2 separate regions of the Homo sapiens genome follow, and region 2 is linked to region 1. The links are chromatin loops, found by intact Hi-C in ENCODE. Cell type or tissue: gastrocnemius medialis. All regions are shown on one strand. Each heading gives the region's core, and the rest is flanking DNA. Links, peaks and the distances in the headings are about the cores only.

Region 1 (15,848 bases), core at 4,545-12,544:
TGAGACCTTATCTCTACAAAAATAAAAATAAAAAAATTAGCCAAGCTATAGTCCCAGCTACTCAGGAAGCTGAACCAGGAGGATCACATGAGCCCAGGAGTTTTGTGCTACTGTACTCCAGCCTGGGCAACAGAACAAGGCCCTGTTTCTTAAAAAATTTAAAAAAAAAAAAAGACTTCTCAAAGTCAAAAAACGTTTGCCCCATTAGAAATGAAAAATGTTGAAATTAGCCAGATGTGGTGGCACAAGCCTGTGGTCCCAGCTACACAGGAGGCTGAGCTGGGAGGATCACCTGAGCCCAGGAGGTTGAGACTGCAGTGAGCCGTGTTTGCACCACTGCACTCCAGCCTGGGTAACAGAGTGAGACCCTGTCAAGGAAAAAAAAAAAAAAAAAAGAAAAATGTTTATTATAAATTACACAGTAAGAGGCAAGATAGGTAAAAATAAATGAATTCATAGTCCTGGAATCAGGCTCATTTGGCCTTCTCAGTTATTTCTAAGAAAATAATTAAATGGCTACTGTAGCACTTCAAAATCAAATCTAATTAACAGCACATAATTTTTGTTTCCTCTGTTTATTTTTTTACCATGAAAAGCCATGGTCCGAAGCAGTCGATCAGCCACCTCCTGTGGGAATACTCCAGGTTCCTGCAGACACAATGTTCCATCTTGTCTGGCTGAACAGAACTTCTCAAGGTGAGTAGTCAAGAAATTCAAGCAGATATCAAGTAAGGAATAGGGAGACGCCTCCTCCTTGGAGCCCAGGGAAAAATATAAAAGAAACACAAAAACCAACTAGTTAGTTTCCAGAAAAGCAGAGAACAAAACATTCATTTACTCATTTCACAAGTATTTCTTTAGTGTCTATCATATGCTAGACACTGTGTAAGGCAGTGGAATACAATCTGTGATCTATGTTCTCAAGAAGCAATAGAAGTGAAACACTGAAACAAACATTTACATACAGCCCCTTTAGTATTAAAATAGAGGACACACTGGGTATTAAGTAAGCACACAGCAGGGGGTTCTAATCAGTCAGGGATGGTGAGCGGAAGACCTCAGAGCTTAGGAAGCTTGTAACCAACTAAAGCATCACAATATGCTGTTCAGACATGAGTATGAAGCTGAGAGAGCTATTTTTTAAAAATAGGGTAGGGCCGAGGTGGGAGGATCACTTGAGGCCAGGAGTTCGAGACCAGCCTGGCCAACATGGCAAAACCCCATCTCCACTAAAAATACAAAAATTAGCTAGGCATGGTGGTGGACGCCTGTAGTTCCAGCTACTCAGGAGGCTGAGGCAGGAGAATCACTTGAATCCAAGAGGCGGAAGTTGTAGTGAGCCGAGATTATGCCACTGAACTCCAGCCTGGGTGATAGAGTGAGGCTCTGTCTCAAAAAACAAACAAAGCCGGGTGTGGTGGCTCACGCCTGTAATCCCAGCACTTTGGGAGGCCGAGGCAGGTGGATCACCTGAGGTCGGGAGTTCGAGACCAGCCTGACCAACATGGAGAAACCCTGTCTCCACTAAACACTAATACAAAATTAGCCAGGTGTGGCGGCACATGCCTGTAATCCCAGCTACTTGGGAGGCTGAGGCAGGAGAACTGCTTGAACCTGGGAGGCAGAGGTTGCAGTGAGCTGAGATTATGCCATTGCACTCTAGCCTGGGCAACAAGAGCGAAACTCCGTCTCATAAAACAAACAAAAAAGACAAGCTTATCCTAAGATTCATATGGAAATGCAACACCTAGAATAGCCAAAACGATCTTGGAAAAGAAAAACAAAGTTGAAAGACTTTGATTACTAAAGTAATCAAAACTGTATGGCACCAGCATAAGGATAGACACATAGATCAATGAACTAGAATTCAGAGTTCAGCAATAAACTCTTACATTCGTGGTCAATTGATATTGACAAGAATGCCAGGATAATTCAACGGGCTTGCTTTTTGGCCGGGTGCAGTGGCTCCCGCCTGTAATCCCAGCACTTTGGGAGGCCGAGGTGGGCGGATCATGAGGTCAGGAGATCGAGACCATCCTGGCTAACACGGTCAAATCCCATCTCTACTAAAAATACAAAAAAATTAGCCAGGCATGGTGGCGGGCGCCTGTAGTCCCAGCTACTCCGGTGGCTGAGGCAGGAGAATGGCGTGAACACAGGAGGCGGAGCTTGCAGTGAGCTGAGATCATGTCACTGCACTCCACAGCCTGGGCGACAGAGCAAGACTCCGTCTCAAAAAAAAAAAAAAAAAGAATAGGCTTTTCAACAAATGATGCTGGGACCACTGGACATCAACATACAAAAGAATAAAGACAAAGTCCTATCTCACATCATATAGAAAAATTACCACAAAATAGATCAAGGTCCTAAATAGTAGAGCTAAGATTGTTTCTCTTAGAAGAAAACATAGGTGTAAAAAGTCCGGGCTTTAGATCAGTAAAGTTTCTTAGATATGACACCAATGTATATCTATTAAACTTCAAAAAAATTAAAAACTTTTGTGCTTCAAAGATCACCATAAAGAAAGTGAAAAGGGCACGGTGGCTAATGCCTGTAATGCCAGAACTCTGAAAGGCTGAGGCAGGAATATTGCCTGAGCCCAGCAGTTTGAGACCAGTCTGAGGAACATGGTGAAACCCCATCTCTACAAAAAATACAAAAATTACCCAGGTGTGGTGGCGCATGCCTGTAACCCCAGCTACTTGGGAGGCTGAGGCAGGAGAATTGCTTGAACCCGGGAGGCGGAGGTTGCAGTCAGCTGAGATTGCGCCATTGCACTCCAGCCTGGGCGACAAGAGGGAAACTCCATCTCAAAAAATAAATAAATGTAAAATAAACTGATAAGAACAGATACTACACTTGATCTTAGCCAAAAGGCCGAGAAATAGTCAAAGGTAGGCCGGGTGCAGTGGCCTCCCAACACTTTGGGAGGCCAAGGTGGGCGGATCACCTGAGGTCAGGAGTTCAAGACCAGCCTGGCCAACATGGTGAAGCCTCGTCTCTACTAAAAATACAAAAATTAGCTGGTGTGGTTGTAGGTGTCTGTAGTCCCAGCTACTTGGGAGGCTGAGGCAGGAGAATCGCTTGAACCCAGGAGGCAGAGGTTGCAGTGAGGCAGGATGGTGCCACTGCACTCAAGCCTGGGCAATAGAGCCAGACTCCATCTCAAAAAAAAAAAGGCAAAGGGGGCCAGGCACAGTGGCTCACACCTGTAATACTTGGGAGGCCGAGGCAGACAGATCACCTAAGGTCAGGAGTTCGAGACCAGCCTGGCCAACATGGTAAAACCCTGTCTCTAGTAAAAATACAAAAAGTGACCAGGCACAGTGGCTTACGCCTGTAATCCCAGCATTTTGGGAGGCCGAGGCGGGTGGATCACCTGCGGTCGGGAGTTCAAGACCAGCCTGACCAACATGGAGAAACTCCATCTCTACTAAAAATACAAAATTAGCTGGGCGTGGTGGTGCATGCCTGTAATCCCAGCTACTTGGGAGGCTGAGGCAGGAGAATCGCTTGCACCCGGGAGGCAGAGGTTGCGATGAGCCGAGATCACACCATTGCACTCCGGCCTGGGCAACAAGAGCGAAACTCTGTCTCAAAAAAAACAAAAAAACACAAAAAATTAGCCAGGCATGTTGGCAGATGCCTGTAATCTCAGCTACTAGGGTAAGGCTGAGGCAGGAGAATTGCTTGAACCTGGGAGGTGGAGATTGCAATAAGCCAAGATCACGCCATTGCACGCCAGCCTGGGTGACAGAGCGAGACTCTGTCAAAAAAAAAAAAAAAGAACAACAACAACAACAACCAGAAGAAGAAGAACAACCATGGACAATAATTGCTGATGGGAGAAAAAATTGGAAACCTCATACATTACTGGTGGAAATAAAAATGTTGCAGCTGCCTTGGAAAACAGCTTAGCAGTTTATTACAAAATTAAACAGTTACCAATACGATCCAGCAATTCTACTCCTAAGTATATACCCAGAAATAAAAACATGTCCACACAAAATCTTGTATGTGAATGTTTACAGAAGCATTGTTCATAATAGTTAAAAAGTGGTCTGAGGTCAGGCACGGCAGCTCACACCTGTAATCCTAGAAGTTTGGGAGGCCGAGGTGGGTGGATCATGAGGTCAGGTGTTCAAGACCAGCCTAACCAACTTGGTGAAACCCCGTCTCTCCTAAAAATACAAAAATTAGCTGGGTGTGGTGGTGCACTTCTGTAATCCCAGCTATTCAGGAGGCTGAAGCAGGAGAATCACTTGAACACAGGAGGCAGAGGTTGCAGTGAGCTGAGATCATGCTGCTGCACTCCAGCCTGGGCGACATAGCGAGACTCTGTACCCCACCCCAAGAAAAAAAAAATGGTCCGAATTGTTTTTACTCACAACACTACTGACACCAAATTTCTGGGCTTTTCCCACGCCAACAACCAGTTCTGACACCAACTGGGTATCCTACAATTCAATTCGAATTCTGACACTAACTACCCAGAATTAGCATAGCACTACAGTTTAGGCCACTGTCCCCACTGCAGGTGCCAGTCACAAGTCCCAGATTTCCACTTGTACTTCTGACCAATGAACTATAAACTGTGGGATTCCAAGATCCCCTGAGGAGGGCCTCATGTTTGATAATCTGCTAATATGACTCACAGAATTCAGGAAGGCACTTCACTTGCCATTAACTTCCAGGGAGGGGAGAGGGACTCAAAGTTGTTAATAACCAATGGCCAATGATTTAATCAATCATGCATATGTAATAATGCATCCACAAAATCACCCAAAAATGGGGTTTGGAAAGTATCCAGGCTGCTGCACACATTGAAGTGCTAGGGGTGGGGTAGGGTGTGCTGGAGGAGGCATGGAAGCTTCAAGCTCCTTCCCCCATAGGTTGCCCTATGTATCTCTTCCATCTGGCTGTTCATTTGTATCCTTTAAAATATCCTTTGTATTAAAGTAAGTAAAATTTTCATGGGTTCTGTGAGCACTCTGGCAAATTATCAAACCCAGGGAGGGAGGTGTGGGAACCTCCAATTTGTAGCCAAGACTGACAGGTGTTGTGGTTAATCCAGAGACCTACTACCTGAATTGGCATCTGAGGGAGGCCATCTTGTGGAAGTGAGCCCCTCACCTGTGAGGTCTATGTTAATGCTGGTTACTGTCAGAACTGAGGTAAATTTTAGGGCACCCAATTGATGTCTGCTGAGAATAGGAGAATTGCTCCGTATAGGGAAAAAAAAAAACCACACATCTGGTCACAGAAGTGTTCTGTGTTGAGAGTACAGTAGGAGAAAACAGTTTGTTTTCTCCTACTATATGGTTTGGTATCAAAAATATTGAGAGTGGTGTGAATATAAAGGAGTATAAAGAAGGAAAAAATGTTGTTTTTCCTATCACATGCCTTGGTCCTTCTGGCAACCAGCCCAGAAAGAAGTTATCTAGGGGCTCCTGGACACCAGTCAACTCATTAGCATACAAAAACTCTTTTCACTTCAGAGCTTCCAAGGGGTTTGGGAGCTAACGTGCAAGAAACAGGGTATGAAGATCAAATTTTGGGGGGTTTTTTGTGTGTTTTTGAGACGGAGTCTTGCTCTGTCACTCAGGCTGGAGTGCAGTGGTGTAATCTTGGCTCACTGCAACCTCTGCCTCACGTCAGGTTCCAGTGATTCTCCTGCCTCAGTCTCCAGAATAGCTGGGACTACAGGCACATGCCACCACGCCCAGCTAATTTTTGTATTTTTGGTAGAGACGGGGTTTCACCATGTTGGCCAGGCTGGTCTCAAATTCCTGACCTCAAGTGATCTGCCCGCCTCGGCCTCCCAAAGTGCTGGGATTACAGGTGTGAGCCACCGCGCTGGCTATTTTTTTTTTTTTTTAACTATATCATAGTAGAAACAACCCAAATATATCCATCAAAACTGATAAATGGGTAGGGTGGGATGGGGTGGGCGTGATGGCTCACAATTGTAATCCCAGTACTTTGGGAGGATCACTTGGGCCCAGAAGTTCGAGACCAGCCTGGGCAACATGGTGAAACCCCATCTCTACAAAAAACACAAAAATTTGCTGGGTGTGGTAGCAGGTATCTGTAGTCTTAGTTACTCAGGAGCTGAAGTGGGAGGTTACAGTGAGTCGTGATGGCACCACTGCATTCCAGCCTGGGTGACAGAGCAAGACTCTATTTCAGAAACAACAAAAACCAGATGACTGGATAAACAAAATATAGTACAGCCCCACAATGGAATACTACTTAGCAAAACAGGAATGCTGATGTACTGTACAACATGAATGAGCCTTGAAAACATGCTAAGTGGAAGAAGCCAGTCACAAAAAAACCACGTATTGTATGATCCCATTTGTATGAACTGTTCAGAAGAGGTAAATGTACAGAGACAGAAAGGAGATTATTGGTTGCTTAGGGTTAGAGGGAAGGTGGGTTAGAAGAAAATGGAAAGTGAATGCTAGTGGGCACAGGGCTTCTTTTTGGAGTGATGAAAATGTTCTAAAATTGATTGTGGCTATAGTTGCACCACTCTGCATATACTAAAAACCACTGAACTGGGTACACTTTAATAGGTGAAATGCATGGTATGTGAATTATATCTCAATAAAGCTGCTATTAAAAATAGTTGCCAGAGTCAGGCACGATGGCTCACACCTGTAATCTCAGCACTTTGAGAGGCCAAGGCAGGCAGATCACCTGAGGTCAGGAGTTCAAGATCAACCTGACCAACACAGTGAAACTCTGTCTCTACTAAAAATACAAAAATTAGCCAGGCATGGTGGCCCATGCCTGTAATCCCAGCTATTCAGCAGGCTGAGGCAGGAGAATCACTTGAACCTGGGAGGTGGAGGTTGCAGTGAGCCGAGATTGCGCCACTGCACTCTAGCCTGGGTAACAAGAGTGAAACTCCGTCTCAAAAAAAAAAAAAAAATAGTTGCTGGGGGCCAGGCAGAGTGGCTCACACTTGCAAGCCCAGCATTTTGGGAGGCTGAGGCAGGAGAATCGCCTGAACCCCGGAGGCGGAGGTTGCAGTGAGCCAACATTGTGCCACTGCTCTACTGCCTGGGTGACAGAGCAAGACTCCGTCTCAAAACTAAATTAAAATAAAATAAATAGTTTAAACAAGTGTAAACACAAGACTAGAAATAAATACATCAAAATGCTAATGATGGTTAGAGGTCATCTTATCCAAACTCCACATTTCAAAGATCAGGAAAACAGCTGAAAACTACAGGGAATTGCACCTCAAATATGTTCAATTCATGAGTTCATAATGATACAAAATAAAAACCAACTAGTTATCTTTGAAGGACACCAGGGAAATATCAACTCTGTATTTTGAAAATTGATAAGGATGGGCACGGTGGCTCATGCCTGTAATCCCAGCAGTTTGGGAGGCTGAGGCAGGCGGATCACCTGAGGTCAGGAGTTCAAGACAAGCCTGGCCAACATGGCAAAACCCTGTCTCTAATAAAAATACAAAAATTAGCCAAGCGTGGTGGCAACCCGGGAGGCGGAGGTTGCGGTGAGCCAAGATCGCACCATTGCACTCCAGCCTGGGCGACGAGAGCAAAACTCCATCTCAAAAAAATAAAAAATAAAAAAAAATAAACCCCACAAGATCACCAAGAAATTCCTGTTTGAACACTGGCTTCAAGTAATTCCCTCCTCTATTCCCCAGCAAGTTTAGTTTCTTCAGTTGTTACAAGTAAAAGTTGGAAAAAGAGAGACCTATAAAGTATAAACACTTTAGCAAGGTATTCGAAACATTTTCCTAGCTAGTTCCAATCTTCCTCTCTAGCCTTTCTCACTGTTCCCTTCTCCCTGCCCCAAATAAGCTACCTGCCAGATACACTAAACTGCATGTTTAAGCAACCTAGCACTTACTATTCCTTAAGTACTGTAACAGATATTTTCACATCTCAGAGCTTTTGTTAGTCCTTTTATAGCAAAAATCTCACTCATCTTTCTTTTTTTATTTAGGTATTTTGTTTATTTTTTTGGAGATAGTTTGGCACTTGTTGTCCAAGCTGGAATGCAATGGCACGATCTCGGCTCACTGCAACCTCCACCTCCCGGGTTCAAGCGATTCTCCTGCCTCAGTCTCCCAAGTACCTGGGATTACAGGCACGCGGCACCACACTTAACTAATTTTTTTGTATTTTTAGTAGAAACGGGGTTTCATCATGTTAGCCAGACTGGTCTTGAACTCCTGACCTCAGGCAATCTGCCTGCCTTAGCCTCCCAAAGTGCTGGGATTACAGGCGTGAGCAACCACGCCCGGCCATTTTTTTTTTTTTTTTGAGATGGAAGCTCACTCTGTTGCCCAGGCTGGAGTGCAGTGGTGTGATCTTGGCTCACCACAACCTCCACCTCCCCATTCAAGTGATTCTTGTGCCCACTGCAACCTCCACCTCCCAGTTCAAGTGATTCTCCTGCCTCAGACTCCCAAGTAGCTGGGATTACAGGCGCGTGCACCACGCCCAGCTAATTTTTAGATTTTCAGTGGAGACAGGGTTTCACCATGTTGGCCAGGCTACTCTCGAATTCCTGAACTCAGGTGATCTGCCCGCCTCGGACTCCCAAAGTGCTGGGATTACAGGCATGTGCCACCATGCCCAGCCAGCCTCATCTTTCAAAATTCAAAGCTCACTACTTCTGTGATGTCTTTCCTAATTTCTAAGGCAGAATTAATTTTATTCTCAGCACCTGAAAAATTAAATTGTACCATTAACAACAGCTACTGTGTACTGAATGACAACTGTGTGGTGCCAGCCACCTATGTACTTCATAAATATTTTCAATCTTCAATAAACAACTTTGTTTTGAACAAAAGTAAACTGAGGCTCAGAAAGATTAATTTACATATCAGAGATAAAACAGCCAGCAGATGGCAGAGCAAGAATAAAAATCACAACAGCTATCTTTTACAAGGCATTTATTCTGTATCAGGTCCTGGTGCAGATCTCTTTCCATTTCTACATCCTGAGCCAAGCACAATTACATTATTGCATTTTAAAGATGAGGAAAATAAGGCTTAGGTTAAATCTCTTCCCCATATTCACATGGCCAATATATTGCTAAACCCAGACTTCAACACAAGAATGAGGCCAAAGTTTATATTTTTAAGTTCTTAACTACTCTACTAATATCATAATTATAATTGTAGAGCACTTATATGCTAATATATGCTATGTGCTATATGCTACTAACTATGCTAAGTGCTTTACATATATAATTTCATTTATTTCTCATAAGAATTCTATAAATTAAATTCCATCAGTATCCCTATTCTACAGATAAGGACATTGAGGCTATCAGAGTTTAAGTAATTTGCTCAAGATTACAGAGCTAATAAATGGTAGAGTCAGGATTAGACCCCAAGCAATCTGACTCTAGAGTTAAATCTGTGCTTTTACCACTACATACACTGCCCTTTATATCTGATTCCCAAGCTAGTTTTCTTTTACAATTCCATGTTACACCATGGTTATCTATGACTGTATCTGTTTACCCCACTCAGCCATGAACTCTTCAAGTAGAAGGAACTTGTTAACCCTTCCTTTATCCCTAGAACCACATGCAGTCCCTGATTTTTACCTGTTACGAGAGAGAGAAAAAAAAAAGAGTGAGTTCAAATTAAGAGAGTGGTAAAGGAACTTTCCCAGTGTCACATACTGTAGAAAGTGGGGCCAAGATACAAACCCAGGTCTGTTAATAATGAAGTCCATACTTTTTCTGCTACACCATATCATCTCTCAAACAGAATAATTATTAGTCTGGCTTTGAAATAAATGCCAAAATACAACTTGGGACTAACTAGTTAACAGTGGCCCAGACAGGAGGTGATGATGCTATGGATTAGAGTACAGGCAATGAAAATGCAAAAAAAAAAAAATCAAAAGTGAAAAATATTTTGCAGAAAAGAACTGATGAAATGTAGTAAAGAATCAAACAGGAAATCAGTGCTGACTTTTTCTTAATACCTAGAACCTAGTATAACATCTGGCACCCTAGTAGACAGGCAAGTGTTCTTTCAAAGACTGATCAACATTCATACAACACATTTCTTACACACATTGTATCATTTACCCCTCACAACTTTCTTGTAGAACTTCTATACTAGATACCATTTTGTATATGAGGATGCTGGAACTCAGAAATAATAATGTACCCAAGTTCATATATTTAGAATGTGGCAGAACTGGACCTTGAACCAATCTTCAATGCCAAATATCATGCCCTTTGTCTTACCCATAAGGCCTCTCAGATGGAGGGAAAGGATGGAGGGGGGAGTAAAGACCTTACCCGCCAAAAAAAAAAAAAAACTCCAAAAATAAATCCCAGATTTAACCCAGATCTGTTAATTATGGTCAGAAGAGATAATGAAGCCCTGTAATTACCTCAAGTACAGCAAGCAGAGTGACACAGCCCCTGAGCAATGGCTGAAAATATATTCTATAGCAAATAGGAAAAACAATTCCAGCCGCAAAAAAAAAAAAAAAAAAAAAAAAAAACAGTGGCCGATCTTTATTTTTTTGGTTAATATAGTGTTTTTTTGGGACATGATATAAACCTGATAAATGTGAATTTTTCAAGTAAAGTTTGCCCAGATTGGTCCTCTCAAATACTGCTGGTTGGAGTGTAAATTGGCACAATTTTTCAGAAACTAGGGAAGTCCCTTTATCACTCTCCTAATTTGAACTCATTCTCCTTTTTGTTCTTCTAATAGGTAAATATCAGGGACTATGCTGGGTTTGGGGGATACAGAAAGGGTTAATAATTCTGCTTGGTTTATCTGTGAACTCTATTCTACTTCATGATGTTTCAAGAAATGCAAATAAAGACTGAGTTATTTCAAAATGACTTTTTGTTTGCAGGATTGTGTTCCATGGATTATGACACTGCACTAAGACTAGACCACACAGGTCATAACTTAAAGAGTTAAATATTCGCCAGGTGCGGTGGCTCACACCTGTAATCCCAACGTTTTGGGGGGCCAAGGCGGGTGGATCACGAGGTCGAGACCATCCTGGCTAACACAGTGAAACCCCGTCTCTACTAAAAAAAATACAAAAAATTAGCTGGGCGTGGTGGCACGCGCCTGTAGTTGCTACTCAGGAGGCTGAGGCAGGAGAATTGCTTGAACCCAGGAGGTGGAGGTTGCAGTGAGCCGAGATCGAGTGCCACTGCACTCCAGCCTAGGCGACAGAGTGAGACTCCGTCTCAAAAAAAAAAAAAAGTTAAATATTCAAGCGATTCTCCCCTTGTTTGCACCATTGCACTCCAGCCTGGGCAACAAGAGTAAAATTCCGTCAAAACAAAACAAAACAAAAAAAACAGCTGGATGCAGTGGCTCACACCTGTAATCCCATCACTTTGGGAGGCTGAGATGGGTGGATTGCTTGAGGTCGGGAGTTCAAGACCAGCCTGGCCAACATGGTGAAACCCCATCTCTACTAAAAATACAAAAATTAGCTGGGCATGGTGGTGGATGCCTGTAATCTCAGCTGCTCGGGAGGCTGAGGCAGGAGAATTGCTTGAACCGGGAGGCAGAGGTTGCAGTGAGCCAAGATCGCGCCACTGCACTCCAGCCTGGGCAACAGAGTGAGACTCCATAACAAACAAAAACAAAGAAAACCACCAGGTTAGAGCCATGCCTTATACATCTCCATATCCCCTATGCTTACAGAGTAAATGTTTCAGTGTCTACTGAGTAAGAAGTAAGTATGAATAAATGAACTACCTATAAGCAGATCCTCTGCTCTTGAACCACAGCTTCTTATAAAAGCAAGGCATACCAGAGAGCATGGGGCAATGAAGACAAGGCAAAAAAGGAATCTCAATCCATTAGCTCTTCCTAAACCTTCTCATAGCTTTCTTTTAATCTCTACCCTTCCTTCCCACAACCCCCACTCCGGTTTTTATTGGTCTTCCTAAATGCTCCTGCCTTGAAGTATTTAGTCATTTACACAACACTCAACTAGAGGTATTCTCAGTAATTTCCCCAAGACTCAGTCAGTTATCTGTTTTGTTGGTTAGTTTGTTTTGTGTATTAAAAGCTTCATTCTGTTACTGTATTGCCAGAGCCATGGCAAAGAAGCATTTCAACCTTCTGAGCACTTGTGGACTTCAGAATCTCTGAGCAATGAGGTTTATGTTTTGGTTAATTATAAGAAAAAATATCCTTTGTGAATTATGCTGGTAGCAATGCCTTACAGTAAACAAAGCATATTCACATCCTGATTTCATTTGATACTCACAATAACCTTACAAAGTAGAAGAAAAAGTATTAAAATTTTCATTTTACAGTTAAGAAAGCTGAGGCACAAAAATGACTTCTCTAGAAATATATTTTTTTTTTGATATGGAGTCTCGCTCTGCCAGGCTGGAGTGCAGTAACGCGATCTCAGCTCACTGCAACCTCCTCCGCCTCCCGGGTTCAAGAGATTCTCCTGCCTCAGCCTCCTGAGTAGCTGGGACTACAGGCGCGTGCCACCATGCCCGGCTAACTTTTTGTATTTTTAGTAGAGACGGGGTTTCACCATGTTAGTCAGGATGGTCTCGATCTCCTGACCTCATGATCCGCCCGCCTTGGCCTCCCAAAGTGCTGGGATTACAGGCGTGAGCTAGCGTACCCAGCCCTTCTCTAGAAATATCGTAGTTAAGAACAACAGTAGAACTGAAGTTGAATTCTAGTGTTATCACAATGGTCAAATTACCTAGCTCTTCTGACACTCAGTTCTATCCTATGTAGAGTGGGGATAATATTAGTACAGTCATGTGTTGCTTAACAACAGGAATATATTCTGAGAAATGTGTCATTAGGCAATTTTGTCATTGTGTGATCATAGAGGTGGTAGATAGGATGCAAAAACCTGTACAGCATGTTACTGTACTGAATACTGTAGGCAACTGTAACAAAATGTTAAGTATTTGTGTATCTGAAAAATCTAAACATAGAAAAAGGCTGGATGCAGTGGCTCACACCTGTAATCCCAGCACTTTGAGAGGCTGAGGTGGGCAGATCACTTAAGGTTAGGAGTTTGAGACCAGCCTGGGCAACATGGTAAAACCCCATCTCTACTAAAAATAAAAAAATTAGCTGGGTGTGGTGGCTTGTGCCTGTAGTCCTAGCTACTGGGGAGGCTGAGGCAGGAGAATCGCTTGAACCCAGGAGGCGGAGGTTGCAGTGAGCTGAGATCAATTGTGCCACTGCACTCCAGTCTGGGTGACAGAGCGAGACTCTGTCTCAAAAAAAAAAGAAAGAAAAGAAAAGGTACAGTAGGGATAGGCATAGAAGATAAAAAATGGTACACCTGTAGAGGGGACTTAACATAAATGGAGCTTGCAGGACTGGAAGGTACTTGGAATATATCAGTTGAATCAGTGATAGTGAATGTGAAGGCCTAGGACATTACTGCACACTATTGTAGACTATAAATACTTAAGCTACACTAAATTTATTTAAATGTTTTTTCTTTTTGGGGGGTGGGGACAGAATCTATCACCCAGGCTGGAGTACAGTAGTGTGATCATAGCTCACTGCAGTCTCAATTTCCTGGAATCAAGCGATCCTCTCACCTTAGCCTTTGGAATAATACGTGGGACTACAGGTGTGCACCAAAGCACCCAGCTAATTTTTTTTTATTTTTGGTAAAGACAAGGTCTTGCTATGTTGCCCAGGCTGGTCTCGAACTCCTGAGCAAATTTGTCTTTCTTCAGTAATAAATTAACATTATCTTACTGTAACTTTCTTAGCGATTTTATGAACTTTTACTTTTTTTTTTTTTTTTTTTTTTAGTATTTATTGATCATTCTTGGGTGTTTCTCGGAGAGGGGGATTTGGCAGGGTCATAGGACAATAGTGGAGGGAAGGTCAGCAGATAAACAAGTGAACAAGGGTCTCTGGTTTTCCTAGGCAGAAGACCCTGCGGCCTTCCGCAGTGTTTGTGTCCCTGGGTACTTGAGATTAGGGAGTGGTGATGACTCCCTAATCTCAGAACCAAATGGAGTCTCCTACGTCTACTTCCCTCTACACAGACACAGCAACAATCTGATTTCTCTCTCTTTTCCCCACATTTCCCCCTTTTCTATTCGACAAAACCGCCATCGTCATCATGGCCCGTTCACAATGAGCTGTTGGGTATACCTCCCAGATGGGGTGGCGGCCGGGCAGAGGGGCTCCTCACTTCCCAGACGGGGCGGCCGGGCAGAGGCGCCCCCCACCTCCCGGACGGGGCGGCTGGCCGGGCGGGGGCTGCCCCCCACCTCCCTCCCGGACGGGGCGGCTGGCCGGGCGGGGGCTGCCCCCCAGAACTTTTACTTTTTTATTAACTTTTTGACTCTTTTTTTTTTTTTTTGAGACGGAGGCTCGCTCTGTCGCCCAGGCTGGAGTGCAGTGGCACGATCTCGGCTCACTGCAAGCTCCGCCTCCCGGCTTCAGGCCATTCTCCTGCCTCAGCCTCCCGAGAAGCTGGGACTACAGGCGCCTGCAACCACGCCCGGCTAATTTTTTGTATTTTTAGTAGAGACGAGGCTTCACCATGTTAGCCAGGACGATCTCGATCTCCTGACCTCGTGATCCGCCCGCCTCCGCCTCCGAAAGTGCTGGGATTACAGGCGTGAGCCACCGCGCCTGGCCTACTTTTTGACTCTTGAAGTAACAAAACATAAACACATTGTACAGCTGTAAAAAAATACAAAAAAAATTCTCTCTTTTACATCTCTTTTTCTATCTTTTATTTTTTTTAGAGACAGGGTCTTGCTCTGTCACCCAGGCTGGAGTACAATAGCATAATCACAACTCACTGCAGCCTCGACTTCCCAGGCTCAAGAGATCCTCCCACCTCAGCCATCCGAATAGCTGGGACTACAGGCACGTGTCATCATGTCTGGCTAATTTTTTGTTTTTGTGTAGAGACGGGGTCTTACTATGTTGCTCAGGTTTGAACTCCTGGGCTCAAGTGATCCTCCTGCCTCAGCCTCCAAAGTGCTGGGGTAATAGGCGTGAGTCACCATGCCTGGTCTCTCAACTCATAAGAATCAGGCTCAAGATGTCCTACCCAAAAGCTTCCTAAGACTGACAATTCCTGTAACAGAACACAAGGGCTTTCACAGTGCTCCTTTATTGTATCTTTGGGTGACTTTTTTCTAAAGATTGGGCCAGAAATCAGGTGACTACAAAAATTACAAACTCGACAATTTAATGATAGAAATAGATTTTTTATGGATATCTTTCTAAAAGACTATGTAATACTATGATGAAGAGTGTGGGCTTGGGAGTCAGACTGCCTGGATTAAAATGCCACCTCTACCATTTACAAACCTATATAACCTTAAGCAAAGTACTTAATCTCCCTGAACCTCAGTTTCATGATTGTAAAATGAAGACAAGAGCAGTGCCTATGTCATAGGATTGTTGCCAGAATTAAATAAATTCTAAATGCAACACACTAAGAACAGTAACTGGCATATACTACCTGCTCAATAAATGTTATTACCACAGAATATCAGCTGCATAGAAAAAAACCCCGCATTTTCTTCTCTACTGTATTCTCAGAGCCTAAAACAATGCCTACTACATAGTGGGCACTAAATGTTTATTGCATGAATAAATGAAAAGTCAAGCATGAATTTATTGTTAAGCATAACTAAAATACACATTTGCCTCTAGAGAAAAAGACTACGTATCCAGAGAGAAATATTAAGTCCCAAGTCTAGCCTTGAAACCAAAATGAAACTGAAAGGCACTCAAGTATCATTTGAGTTCACAGGTACCTATGAGAAATTGAGATGTTAGATATCTCTGACTTCTCATCGTAATACTCCATGGAAAATCT
Region 2 (14,495 bases), core at 1-8,000, 83 kb after region 1:
GTGGGATGGAACATTGGAATGGCAGAGAGAGGAATGTTGGTGGGGTGGAGTGCTCCCCAGAATGGAATGACAACATGACAGAATGTGGTGTGCTGGAACATTAGTGTGTCAGAATATTAGGATATTCTAGAATGTTGATGTAACTGGGCCTACACAAATGTAGCTGTGTAGGTCACTATGTTCTGCACTTTTTGTATCATTCTAGGCCTTCGCTTTTGTCCCTACCTTGTTTTTTTTTTCTCAATAGAACACCACCTTCCAGATGTCTTAGCATCCTCTTTTTTTTTTTTTTTTTTTGAGACAGAGTCTCGCTCTGTCACCCAGGCTGGGGTGCAGTGGCGTGATCACAGCTCACTGCAACCTCCACCTCCCAGGTTCAAGTGATTCTCGTGTCTCAGCCTCTCAAGTAGCTAGGTTTACAGGCATGTGCCACCAACCCCAGCTAATTTTTGTATTTTTAATAGAGATGGGGTTTCACCATGTTGGCCAGGGTATTCTCGAACTCCTGGCCTCACATGATCCACCCGCCTCGGCCTCCCAAAGTGCTGGGATTACAGGTGTGAGCCACTGCGCCCGGTAGTATCCTCTTGCCTGTAGCTCAGTTGTATCTCAGGGTTGGGCTGCTATCTGATTCAGCCTCTGAATCTCCAACATTCCCTAGCTCAGTGCCCTGTAGGGGTCCAGTAAAGATCCAATTGGTGGTTCACGCCTGTAATCCCAGCACTTTGGTAGGCCAAGGTGGGAGGATCGCTTGAGCTCAGAAGTTCAAGACCAGCCTGGGCAATAAGAGAAGCCCCATCTCAAAAAAAAAAAAAAAAAAAAGATCCAATTGGCTGCTGGTACATGGGCTTGTGTCAGTTTTATTTTACACTGAGCCACTTTTTCCTTTCTGACTGTGCCCACTCTCCTTCAAGATCTGTCTCAACTACCTTGCAGGCTCAGGACTCGGGTAGATTACCTTGTCCATTCCTGTGTTTTCAGAGCCCGGTTCAGGGGCTGCCCAGAGGGCATGCCAACCCTGTGGCTTAGTCAGGGTAGCCTGACTAAGCTCTTGGCCAGAGGCCTGTCTGCAGCTGGGGCTCTTAGGGCTGGAGTTCAGCTTCTGGAGCTGTTAGGCTGAAGGAGACTCAGGATCCTTGAGGTTAGTCAGGAGCAGGGTAGGCCAGATCAGAGTTAGTTGGGGGAAAGGTGAGGCTTCATTACCAGAAGAACCTGATCCAAAGGCCAAATCCAAGAGCTGGGGTAGGGCATAGATTGGAGTCCAGAGTAGGAGCGGATGGGGAGGAGTTGGGGTAACGGCTGGTCTCCTAGACGTTCACTCCTCCTTTGCTCCATACACTCATTCGTGTGGCTGACACTTGCTGAGGCCTCCTCTGAGGAAGATCTGTCCATGCCCTGGAATTAACAGTCCATAATGGCGAGATGGACACATAGAAAATGACAATCCAGTGTGGTCGGGGCTATGACACAGAGAAGCTGTGGGAGACCAGAGGAGATCCCAACTCAGCTTGGGAGTCAAAAACAATTTCCTAGAGGAATACTCTCTAAGCTGACGCTGGAAGGAGTCAGGGAGGGGTGGGGGGCATTTTCAAATGGGAAGGCTGCCTCAAAAGCCAAAGTGCACGGAAATTTCCCAGTACCTACCTGTGGGCCTCAGATCAAGGTGCTAATCACAGACTGTTCAGTTCTTTGGGCCACACATGTTTGGTCTATCCAGGTCTAATTACCTTCAGACTTTCCCCAGCTATTCCAATAACCCACAAATTGAAGTATGTTGCAATCAATTCCAACCAGGAGAGGATAACTGCATCTTAAAGTGTGGAGACATTTCCTGATTTTGAGAGAACAGAATTTTCTGGACGTGCAAAGCCTGCTACCTCCCAGCCACCCTGCTGCCATGGCCTTTCTTCTGGGCCCACACATTAGCTATGTACTCATCCCAACAGCTGGGTGGGCCATTTACTCCCGGGGTGACCATCTCAGTTACTTCAACTTTGAAATGAGCTCCATAATGGTGTGGGGAATGCTTACTAAACTGGGTGGCAAGAGAACTATATTCAAACCATGGAGGCTTCACCAATGGCACTGTGTGAGGTTGGGCAGGGCATTTCTCTCTAGAACTCAACTTTCCTACCAGTGAAAAAGCAGAAAGGATGCAAAGGGGCTAGGATCTCCCTGCCTTGATGGTCCATGTCTATGTCAAATGCTGTATGTCCTGTTTTTGGCCTGCTTCTTTGAAATAGAGGCCACGTGATAGAGTGGATTCTGCAGACAGAAGATTTAGATATGATTCTGGTTCTGACTTGCTTTGTAAGTCTGGGACAGCCATGAAACCCCCTCCGAGCCCCAGTTTTCTCATTTGGTAAACTGAGGTAATACCTACCTCACAGGGTTCTGTGAGGCTCCAGTGAGCTAAAAGCAACATAATGATGACGATGACAATGATGATGATGGTGGTGGTGGTGATGGTGATGGTGATGGTGATGGTGATGATCTGTCTCCACAGCAGTCAATCTCTTTGAACGAATTACAATTGTGGTTGTTGCCAGGAAGTTAGGAACCACCTGCAGGGTCATAGAGAATGTGAACAAATCTTTGAAAGACTTCCCCATGGCGGAGCAAACATTCCCAGCAAGAGCTATTACTGAGGGGAAAAGAGGAATGAACTCGTGCTGACTAACTACGCCCATTTACTTCTTCCATTCCTGCAAGGTAGGTGTTCGTGTACCCATACTAGCTGGGTAACCAGTATATAAACCTTTCAGAGCCTCAGTCTCTTCACCTGTAAAATGTAATATTACCAAACTCAGAATTGGTGAAGCCTATAGTGGACATTGATTGCTCTGGGCCACCCAGCATCCAAACACTCCCTATCTGGAGGAATTCCAAGCTATGTGGGAGCTGAAGGAGGCAGCAACTCCTCCTGACCCTTGTGGGCTTGTGATTGGCCAAGTCAATGCCCTACATGGGCTGAGTCTGGTGGCAGTTAGCAGAGGGGCAAGGACAGAGATTACTTCAGGTGGCTGCAATGGGGCAAGAGCCTAGCAGTGCAGTGGTGATCAGCAAGTATCTGTGTGGCTAGAGGCAGAGTCTGTCCTAAACACATAGTTCCCATGGCAGGACTTTGGCCGTGCCCAGCTGCCCTTGATTCTCATCTAGCTTTGTGGTCTCCCTGTCATTTCAGTGAGACATCCAATAGCTTTCCAGTAAAGACCCTTTTTGCTTAATTTTGCCAGAGGTAGTTTCTGGCAACTACCTCTGAGAATTTGTTTACAACTGAGAATCTTGACTGGTACAGCGTAAACCCCATAACATGCCAGACACAATGCTCAGCATATAGTAAGCACTCAAAAAACTATAGACACACACACACACACACGCGCGTGTGCACAGAAACAAAAGTTCAGAGAAGTAAAATGATCTGCCTAAGGTCACACAGCAGGTGGTGCTATGGGGCTGGACATGGACATCTTGGTGGTACACTGCATTTAATTAATTAATTAATTAATTTGAGACAGAATCTCACTCTGTTGCCCAGGCTGGAGTGCAGCGGCGCAATCTTGGCTCACTGCAACCTCCGCCTCCTGGGTTCAAGTGATTCTCCTGCCTCAGCCTCCCAAGTAGCTGGGACTACAGGCGCCTGCCACCACGCCCAGCTAATTTTTGTACTTTTAGTAGAGGCACGGTTTCATCATGTTGTCCAGGCTGGTCTTGAACTCCGGACCTCAAGTGATCCCCCCGTCTCAGTCGTCCAAAGTGTTAGGATTACAGGCGTGAGCCACCGCTCCCAGCCGGTACACTGCATTTAGATATCACTTTACTTCATAACACATTGTAGAACAATGTATTATTAACACATTTCTTCGTAAGTATCCAAACAACCTAGTGAGGCCAGAAGGGCTGGGATATTCTCTTGAGACAGAGAGGAAGGCATTAGCTCAAGGTAACCCTGTAAATAGTGGTGGCCTAGAATCCAGGTCTCAAGTCCACAGCCCAGGGCCGGTGCTCTGGTCATGTTCACACATGTGAGCTCACACATGCACACGCTGCTACATTTTATGAAGCAGCTCCATCGGAATACATGGCTACCTGATGCATTAGCAACCTGGGGTGAGTCAGCAGCTGCCTGTGAGGCCATCAGGGAGGGAACACCATGTACCAGAACTTGCAGAAAGGAGTGCTTCTGCAGCTTCCATGTGATCTGGGGTACAGGGAAGTGGGGGGGGATGGTGCTTGAGAAGAAGGATGGGAGGGAGGTGGGGATGGGTAGATTTGTCCTAACTTAGGGCCTCCTCTGGGCCCCAATAGGGCCCATACTTATTGAGGGAGATTTTGGTTCCTGCAGTGTTGGCAAAGTGGCTTAATTCGACTTAATGGAAGAAAAATGTGTAATGAATATGGATAATGCATACAATGAGGCCCCAGGGAGGGCTGGTTGGAGGAAGGGTGATGAGCTCATGATAAGTCTGAATGATAATGAGGCTGTAGCTCCAAGGGTGAGCCCAGGTAGAAGACATCGGGGACAACTGCTCCTCCCTAGGGGAGTGGGATCCTCCTGCTGACCTCTGTCCCCACCCTGCCCTGGCCTTCAGACCTTGACCTCCCACTTGGATAGAGTTACAGAATGTCAGATTCACAGGATTCTGGTTTCACAGGATTAGAATCAGGCTCAAGATTCCACAATTACAGACCTTTAGCACCACATATGTTAACAATAGAAAATTTCAGAATTGAACAGTCTGACAATTGGAGCCCCTTGGGAAGAAATCTAGGAGATCTTTCCCCAACTTTCATTTAGTAACAATAAATAACATCTGTCGAGCACATCACAACTTCCAAAGTCCTTTCACATCTGTACAGACATCGCATAGGGGTGGGTGGTATTATACCTTCAGCTTAAGTATTGTGCAGATCAAAATGGGCTGGCTGGCGGATTGCTTGAGCCTGGGAGTTCGAGACCAGCCTGGGCAACTTGGCAAAACCTCGTCTCTACTAAAAATACAAAAATTAGCTAGGCGTGGTGGTGTGCGCCTGTAGTCCCAACTACTCAGAAGGCTGAGGCAGGAGGATCACTTATGCCAGGGAGGTCAAGACTGCAGTGAGCCATGATTGCACCACTGCACTCCAGACTGGGCACAGAGCAAGATCCTGTCTTAGAATAAAAATAGCCGGGGTGCAGCGGCTCATGCCTGTAATCCCAGCACTTTGGGAGGCCGAGGCAGGCGGATCACGAGGTCAGGAGATGGAGACCATCCTGGCCAACACAGTGAAACCCCGTCTCTCCTAAAAAATACAAAAAATCAGGGCCGAGCGCGGTGGCTCACGCCTGCAATCCCAACAACTTTGGGAGGCCAAGGCGGGCAGATCACCTGAGGTCGGGAGTTTGAGACCAGCCTGACCAACATGGAGAAACCCCGTCTCTACTAAAAATACAAAAAAATTAGCCGGGCATGGTGGCACACGCCTGTAATCTCAGCTACTCGGGAGGCTGAGGCAGGAGAATCGCTTGAACCCGGGAGGTGGAGGTTGCGGTGAGCCAAGATTGCGCCACTGCACTCCAGCCTGGGCAACAAGAGCAAAACTCGGTTTCAAAAAAAAAAAAAAATTAGCTGGGCGTGGTGGCCGGCGCCTGTAGTCCCAGCTATTCGAGAGGCTGAGGCAGGAGAATGGCGTGAACCCGAGAGGCAGAGCTTGCAGCGAGCGGAGATCGCGCCACTGCACTCCAGCCTGGGCGACAGAGCGAGATTATGTCTCAAAAAAAAAAAAAGAATAAAAATTAAAATTAAAAAATAAATAAATAAAATGGGCTGGTCTTGCAGGACAAATTCTATTTTCCATATGCCAAGGTTTCGATACCTTTGTCTTCTGTAGTTATATAAACACTTCTATTTGGTATAATGTGTTCAAATTCTCTGTTGTGTAAATTCTGCACGGTCAAGTATGGTTTTTCAGAATGCATTTTGGCATATTGCAATGCTCAAAAATATGACTATCATTGTTGCATCAGCATAATCAGGGTTGGTACATTCTGCGATAGCTTTTTGGCAGGTTTTATCATCCAGCACTATTTTCAGTTCACAAAGGACTTAAACAACATATCCAAGAATAGATTTAAGTCACTAATGTAAAGACTGAACTTCAAGTTACTTCAAGGGTTAGTCAGCACATGTTCTGATTTTCTTTCTTTCTTTTCTTTTTTTTTAGACGCAGTTTCGCTCTTGTTGCCCAGGCTGGAATGCAATGATGCAGTCTCAGCTCACTGCAACCTCCACCTCCCAGGTTCAAGCGATTCTCCTGCGTCAGCTTCCCGAGTAGCTGGGATCACAGGCATGCGCCACCACGCCCGGCTAATTTTTGTATATTTAGTAGAGACGGGGTTTCACCATGTTGGCCAGGCTGGTCTCGACCTCATGACCTTAGGTGATCCACCCGTCTTGGCCTCCCAAAGTGCTGGGATTACAGGCGTGAGCCACCGCGCCCGGCCACATGTTCTGATTTTCTTAGAATAAGAAGTTAAACTACCAAAGATACGGAAAGAAGAAAAAAAGCAAACATAAGCTTTGGTGGATAGGAGCGCATAATGAACGCCACACAGAGGGGTGGTTGCGGGGAGGGCGGAGGAGGTGCTTGGAGGGAACCTGTGCTTGGGATTCTGCCAGTAACGGGCTGCGAGGGGTCTGGGGCAAATCCCTCACGCCTCTGGGTCTCAGTTTTTCCCTATTTCAAATGGGGATAATAATTCTCACCCTGGGGAAAGTTCGGGAGTTGATCAGCCCGGGAGGACATCTGCAGCCACAGGACAAAGAGCTAAGAGAGATGGAGAAGAGGGAGGGGTGTGGAACCGCAGGGAGCTGCGAGGGGCTTACGGCTTCCATGGTAACCTACAGCAGCCAGGAGAGAAGGCGGGGCTTGAGAACCCGGAGCTGGAGGTTTAGAAGATGAAGGTTTCACAATGAAGCTCCCTACTTCCCGGAGAAAGGCCTCCTTGGAGATAAGGCTGGCTGCACGACAGCAGCCCTCTGTGCTGGACAAGTAGTGATTTTGCCCTGTGCTTGAATAAACAAACCATGGCACTTTCCACAGTGTATTTAACTGTCTATTTAACCTAGCAGTCTTCCTCCAGTAGCCTGAGAATTCCCTGAGGGCAGGAATTATGACTGATTCATTTCTTTGTTCCTAGAGCCCAGGACAAGACCTGGCACACAAAAGATAGTCTGTTGGTTAGCGGACTATGGCTGAAGGTGGGGCTAGAGAGATCTACTTGTCCAGAGCCCTTGGAGCCCTAAGGGGTACTCTCTTTAAAACAGAAAGGGTGGGGGGGCGGTACCTCACGCCTGTAATCCCAGCACTTTGGGAGGCCTAAGTGGGCAGATCACTTGAGGTCTGGAGTTCAAGACCAGCCTGGCCAACACGGTAAAACCCCATCTTTATTTAAAAAAAAAAAAAAAAAATTAGCCGGGCATATTGGCAGGGGCCTGTAATCCCAGCTACTCACAAGGCTGAGGCAGGAGAATCACTTGAACCCGGGAGGTGGAGGTTGCAGTGAGCTGAGATTGAGACATCGCACTCCAGCCTGGGTGACAGAGCAAGACTCTGTCTCAATAAATAAATAAATAAATAAAATAAAATAAAATAGAAAGTTGACAGGATAGAATGCTTCCTCTACCTGGATGAGACCCTTCAAGTATTGCCATGGTCCATCAAGATTAAGTTCAACCCCTGCTTCCTCCATGAAGGCTTCCAGACTGTTTCTTTTCTCCTGCCTTAGAATCTTTGCAACTCTAATGGTCCTTACCCCACATCTTGGCATTTGTTTGGGATCTCTCTCTGACTGTTCTCTAGGGGTTTCACGGGTCAAACCTACTCTTCATCTCTAGTAAGTAAGGCCTGAAGGGCGGGGTTGCAGGATTATTATTATTTTTTTTTTTTTGAGACGGAGTCTTGCTCTGTCACCCAGGCTGGAGTGCAGTGGCGCAATCTCAGATCACCGCAACCTCCTCCTCCTGGGTTCAAGCGATTCTCCTGCCTCAGCCTCCCGAGTAGCTGGGATTACAGGCACCTGCCACCATGCCTGGCTAATTTTTTGTATTTTTAGTAGAGACGGGGTTTCACCATGTTGACCAGGCTGGTCTGGAACTCCTGACCTCAGGTTATCCGCCCTCCTTGGCCTCCCAAAGTGCTGGGATTATAGCTGTGAGCCACCATGCCCGGCCGTATTCTATTCTAAGGGCTTGTCACAGTGGTGGGCCCACAGTGTGTCTTCAGTCAACTCTCTCAGAGTGGGTCATCTGCTCTGGGTGGCCTTGATCCTGTGAGGGATGGAGAAGGTATGCAAGGAGCCCTTCACACCCCTGTGAGTGTTCCACACACGAGACTTCCCAGGTGGGACCCAGGGTTCTGGGACCGAGCAAGGCATGGAGCTCTCCTGGGCTGTGGCCTGCAGCCTGGCTTTGGCTGTCTTGTGCCCTGGCCCCTGAGCCAACAGGCACAGATCAGGAGGAGCAGTGTCATGAGTCAGTCAGGCAGTAGAATGGCCTCCCCCTGACCGGAGGACAGATGTCTAGGGCCCAAGTCATTTCTTGTGGATACATGAGACATCACTGTCCTTTAGACTTCTGAAGGATCTGCAACCAAAGGGCCCCAAAGGCAGAGATCCTGAATGGCAAATTTCACTTCAATGTTACAGAGAACAGGAAGCAAGTGCTCACAAAAGGTGTTGTCGAGTTCCTTTCCATGCTTGAAACCCTTTCCTGTGGCTCCCTTTTGCCCTCGGGATAAAGACCAAGCCCCTTAATATGGCAAAGGCTTCAGGACTTGGCTCGTCTACCCTTCCAGCTTCATCTTTCACCATTCCCACCTTGTGTCTACCCAAACTGAACTACTTATTGTTACCTGAAAGAACCATATGGTCTCTCTTAGCCATAGGTCTTCATGTATGCTGTTCCTTCTGCCTTAAATGCTGTTCCTCATCTTGTACCAGAAACCTCCTTTCACCTGTCAGTGGGTCCTTTAAACTTAATCCAGTTATTGCTTACTCCAGGAGGCCTTCCCAAAGTCTTTGGCTAGATTAGGGATCTTTTGTAAATGCCTGTAGCAATGAGCTTCTTGAAGATAGGGATCGGGACCTCATTTAGCCAAGATTCTGGCAGAAAATCATTGTCAATCAATGTTGAATGGACAAACAAATGTGAACGTCTGAGAAAAAAACACCTAGCAGGATAGCTGTAAAGGGGAGTGGAATGTTCTAACGTTTCCAAGTTCCAAGATTCAACATTCTCTAATTCTGGGCTGAAGATTCACTCCCCTCCATCCGAAGCCCACTCTCCAGCTAGCTCCTCCGCCCTGTGCCCTCTGAGTGTTTGTTCTCAGGCAGGCACACACACATGTTCTGAACATAACCGGGAAAGCAATTTACAAGAAATAATTGCCGGTCGATGTGTGCTTGGGAACAGCGGTGAGCTCAGACTATTTCTGTCTGCGTATCAGCCCACCCAGCATCCTCCCACTGCGGCTGCCCTGGGGGAGGGGCTCCTATCACACAGGGTGGGCAGTTTGTTTCTAATGCAGGACCCAGACTAGCCAACCCCAGTGACAGCCGGCTCTGAGCCTTGATTGAATTCAAAGGAGAGGAGCTGTTGGGGGGCAGGGAGGGGCTTTATGAGGCCTAGGATGTGTAGGTCAGCAAAAGCAGCATGTACATTCCCTTTCTCCAACTGTTGGGGAAATTCTACCAGGTCTTCAGGGCCTTGCTCAGTGTGCGGTCTCCCCCACATCTCTCTGGCTCGGAGTCCTCAAAGCTTGTTTTTGTTCTTGCAGAGGCTGTTGTGCTCAAAGGGTGGTCTCAGACCAGCATCATCAGCATCACCTGGAATTTGTTAGAAATGCAAATTCTGGGGACTTACTCCTGACCTACTGAGTCAGACACTGGGGTAGGAGGCCAGCATTCTGTGTTTTAACAAGCCCTCCACACAGCTGATTCTGATGCAGCCTCGAGTTTGAGAACCACTGCCTTAGGCCGCGGATGACCACTTTAGCGTTTGGAATGCACACAGCATCTCCCCCTTCTGACTGCTAGCAGCCTAAAGGCAAGGGCATTATCAGATTCTTTCCTGAAACCTCCCAGTCTCCCTTGAAAGTGTTCAGAGAAAAGTTGGATTTTTCTGATGAGGATACCAAGGACAGAGAAGGAATTCGTCCTGTGAAGGGTCGCACAGAGCGTCAGGGACTAAACATCCCAATATCACCCAGCCCCACCACATATATACAAGTACCCTAAGCTCTTTCTATAACAAATAACTTGCAGGTCCTGGGCCACACTGGCTCGCTCTCACTATTGTGAACAAGCTGTATTCTGACCATAATGTTTTCTGTTCCTGTCTCACCTGGAAACTTTGAGTCATCTTTGATGATTCAGCTCAGACATCATTTCTTCCTCCCTAAAGCCCCATGAAGGGCCACCACTGGGCCTCCTGGCCATTTGTGTGCCTGCCTTGTCCTCCATGTGAGCCCCTTGAGGGTGAGAACTGTCTGATTCCTCTTGTTTGTGGCAACCTGCACAGGTCCTAGAATAGAATGGATACCACTAAGTGTGCAGTAAATGGACAAGGGTGCTGGGTTTTAAGTGCTGAAAATAGGCTGGGTGCAGTGGCTCACACCTGTAATCCCAACACGTTCAAGGCTAGCCTAGGCAACATAGCAACCACCCGTCTCGATAAAAAAAAAATTTAAAAATTAGCTGGACACAGTGGCACGCACCTGTAGTCACAGTTGCTTGGGAGGCTGAGGCAGAAGGATTGCTTGTGTCAGGAGTTTGAGGTTGCAGTGAGCTATGATCTCCACTGCACTCCAGCCTGGTGACAGAATGAGACTGTCTCAAAAAAAAAATGCTGAAATAAAAGAGCACACACACACACACACACACCACCACCACCACCACCACCAACAACAACAAATGAAGCAAGACCAGAACCAAAATCTCTTGACTTCCAGCCTAGAACACTTCTGTGGGTGACTCACCCTGTCTTGCCACCCCATCATGTACCCTTTGGCTGGCCTCAGGCACAGGTATCTAAGAGTGACTCTTTCACTGTTGCCAAATCCAGCAGCAGGTCATGTCACTGTCTGAAATGTCAAGAGCTGCTTTTGGTGGCTGCTGAGCTGCGTCTCCACAGTCCTTGTCTTGCATTCCGAAGGCGAAGCCTAAAAGCCATCGCCAAAGTTAGGAGAGCAGCCAGGAGGGAGGGCTGACAGTCAGCATCTTGCCCTAAGATTCCTTTGCGATCAGATTAATAATAAGACATGTTAAAAATAATAATAATAGCTAACACATAGTGCTTTCCATTTGCCAACACTTTTCTATGTACTTGCATGGACTTAGTAATTTAGTCCTTCCCCAAGCCCTATTAGAAGATACTACTAAGATTCCAGCTTATATAGATGAGAGGACTGAGGCACAGAGGTTACCTAGCAAGTAAGTGACAGGGGCAGGATTTTAACCAGGCATTTGGCTCCAGAGTTGTTCAGTATTACATAGTTTACTGTTATTGTCCATTTGTAATTTAAAAAGTCTTTTAGCAGGAATACTATGTTATCATCCATTGGTCATTTAAAAAGTCTTTTAACAGGCCAGGTGTGGTGGCTCACATCTGTAATCCCAGCACTTTGGGAGGCCAAGGCAGGCGGATCACTTGAGGTCAGGAGTTCAAGACCAGCCTGGCCAACATGGTGAAACCCCGTCTCCACTAAAAATACAAAAATTAGCCAGGCATGGTGGCACACACCTGTAGTCCCAATTACTTGGGAGGCTGAGGTGGGAGGATCACTTGAACCCGGAAGGCGGAGGTTGCACTGAGCTGAGATCATGCCATTGCACTCTAGCCTAAGTGACAGAGCAAAACTCCGTCTCAAAAAAAAAAAAAGTCTTCTAGTAATTTAATGTTTACGAAGTGAGTTCAAATCCATCACCTCATTGAACACTTGCAATAACCCAGCAAGGGGACTGAGGCTCAGGAAGACAAGGGACTTTATCAAGGCCACACAGTGGCAGAGTCCACCCTCTGGAGCCTGTATTCAGTCTGATAACCATTCATTCATTCATTCATTCTTCTTCTTTTTTTGTGATGAGGTCTTGCCCAGGCTGGAGTGCAGTGGTGTGATCATAGCTCACTGCAGCCTCGACCTCCAGGGCTCAACTGATTCTCCTGCTTCAGCCTCCCAAGTAGCTGCAACTACAGGTATAAGCCACCACATGTGGCTAATTTTTAAATTTTTTGTAGAGTCTGGGTCTCACTGTGTTGCCCAAGCTGGTCTTGAATAAGTGGGCTCAAGTGATCCATCCACCTTGTCCTCCCAAAGCTCTAGGACTACAGGCGTGAACTGCCGCGCCCTGCCCCTATTCATTCTCTCACTTAGCACTCACTCCTTCATCTACCTAAGAAATAGAATGACGCCTGAGCCCTGTGCACAACATACTCCCTCTCTATCCGTCCCTCTGCAAGGGGCTTACTCCAGGATGGCGCACTCCAGGGTGAGGCAGAGCTGCTGAAGAGGCAGAGATCATCCCCCTCTGAGGGCTAATCATCTTCTCAGGGGCTCCTAAATACACCTACTGTGGGGCAGGAAAACCATGTCAGAGTTCTCTGACTTCCCAGTTGGGTGAGGGGCTCCTCTGTGCCTTCACAGGCCCCAGGCTTCCACCCGATTGCATGGAGTTGTTACTGACCATTTTTCCTAGGAGTCATGTCAAAGTTCTTTGGCCCACAATAGGCCAAGCAGAACAGTATGGCAGGGTCCACAGCAGGGCTGGGTATCTTTGCTGGGAGAAGCCCTCATTTATCATGCTAGGCTCTAAAGTCCTTTCCCACTCCCACCTTTCACTGAAGAGACTCCAGAAGGGGATGGTATGGAGACATTTATTGAATGTTTATGGGACTGGTCCACATAGGTCAGGGTTGGGTACAGAGGCTTCCTCAGGGCTGCCTGGAATGTCACTGGTGGTCACTGTGGCCATGAAGCAATGATGGAGGAGGCGTTTGGAGTTCACAGCCTGCCCCTCATTGCTCTCCAGCTGCGGGTTCAAGCAGGAGTAACTCTGCTGGAGAGGGCTCACTTTTGGCACTTCTGCCGCCATGCCTGTGTTCACACCTTGGCAGTCAGGAGAAACCTCCTCAGGGCCTGGAAAACAGCAAACTGAGGGTGTGTGGCTCTCTTCTTCCCCAACAGGATCACACTCCCCAGCTGACTTCTCTGGTGCTTACCTTGGGCAGTGCACTGTGGTCAGAGCCTTAGAAGCATCATTTGTTTAACATGTATTTATTAACAATACACCACATTATGCACTGAGAGCTGTCAGTGTTGCTCATGAACTTGTAGTTTGGTGGAGGAAACAGATAAGAAACAATTGTTAAGAGCTATGAAGACTTGACCTTCACCATAACCCTATGAGGTAGGTACTATTAGAAATCCATTTTATAGATGAGAACACAGGATTACCATACAGCTAGTATGGAGAAGAGTGGTGGACATTTTTAAAACATAGATTGTTCTCGCTTTGAGAATAGATTCCATGCTTCTCTTTGCTGAGTGACTTATCTTCTCTCTTCCTCTTAAATCAAAGCTTGAAAGGAAGTCCACTTGGCCTTATTATTCTCTACCTTCCATTCATGACTTGTTCAGCTGCAACTTACTTTGTTCTGCCCCCACTATACCTTCAAACTATTTGTCACTAAACCCATAGTCACTTCTAAATCCTTATCTCCCTTATCAGGAACATTTAACATTATTTATTTATTTTAAATTTTACTTTACCAGTTATAGGACTCTGATTCTTTTTTCCTTTTTCTTTTTTTAATCAGGAGCATTTGACACAATTGAACATTTCTGTCTTTCTAGATAAAAAAATGTATCAAGTGTTTAAGCCAAAAATTCGAGTCATCTCTCACACCTTCTACCTCGGCCCTTTCACAAAGCCAGGTCCTGCTGGTTCCACCTAATAGTCATCTGTGGTATCCACCCATTTCTCTCCATCCTCAAGGCTACCACCTTAGATCAGGCTTTCATCTTCTTCTGCCCAGACCCCTGGAACGGCCTCCAGTGGGGGCCCCTCCATCACGTCCTCCATGCTGTAGCCAGAGAGATCTAAGATCTTTCTAAGATCAAGTGAGTCTATGTACTATTCTTTCTGAAAGCTTTCAATCTCTTTCCATTACCTGTGCTCCTTGAGATGGCATCTCATTGTGGCTTTAATCTGCATTTCCTTAATGACTAATGAAGTTGAACATATTTTCATGTGCCTATTTGCCACCTATATATCCTTTTTCAAAAACATTATTTTATTTTGAGATAGGGTCTTGCACTGTTGCCAAGACTGGAGTGCAGTGGCTTGAACATGGCGCACTACAGCCTTGACCTCCTGGGCTCAGGTGATCTTCCCACCTCAGCCTCCTGAGTAGCTAGGTCTATAGGTGTGCACCACCACATCCACCTTTTTTTTTTTT

What was found. Peaks named below come from ENCODE experiments on the same cell type or tissue, not always from the same donor. Only the 100,000 strongest peaks of a DNase experiment are listed, where the experiment ranks them.
Region 2: a loop joins it to region 1, with 2.3 times the contacts of the local background. A loop is called at or near these places in 2 of 110 quality-filtered maps.

The regions. Positions count from the first base shown.
Region 1 is chr1:52,741,363-52,757,210 of GRCh38, reverse strand. It overlaps ZYG11B (zyg-11 family member B, cell cycle regulator), which reads right to left. Exons shown (of 14, transcript NM_024646.3): 2 at 588-753. It also overlaps the pseudogene RNU2-30P. Among named protein-coding and RNA genes, the nearest start is that of ZYG11B, 23 kb to the right of the region's middle. In gastrocnemius medialis, for the core only: a CTCF peak has its summit at 8,871 (motif pointing right); no DNase peak of the experiment used is centred there; H3K27ac peaks cover 7,365 bases.
Region 2 is chr1:52,655,468-52,669,962 of GRCh38, reverse strand. It overlaps SHISAL2A (shisa like 2A), which reads right to left. Exons shown (of 3, transcript NM_001042693.3): 3 at 12,898-13,173. The coding sequence ends at 12,923. Among named protein-coding and RNA genes, the nearest start is that of SHISAL2A, 30 kb to the right of the region's middle. RefSeq lists silencers at 3,332-3,626, 6,712-7,006. In gastrocnemius medialis, for the core only: a CTCF peak has its summit at 3,399 (motif pointing right); a DNase peak (open chromatin) is centred at 4,132; H3K27ac peaks cover 5,180 bases.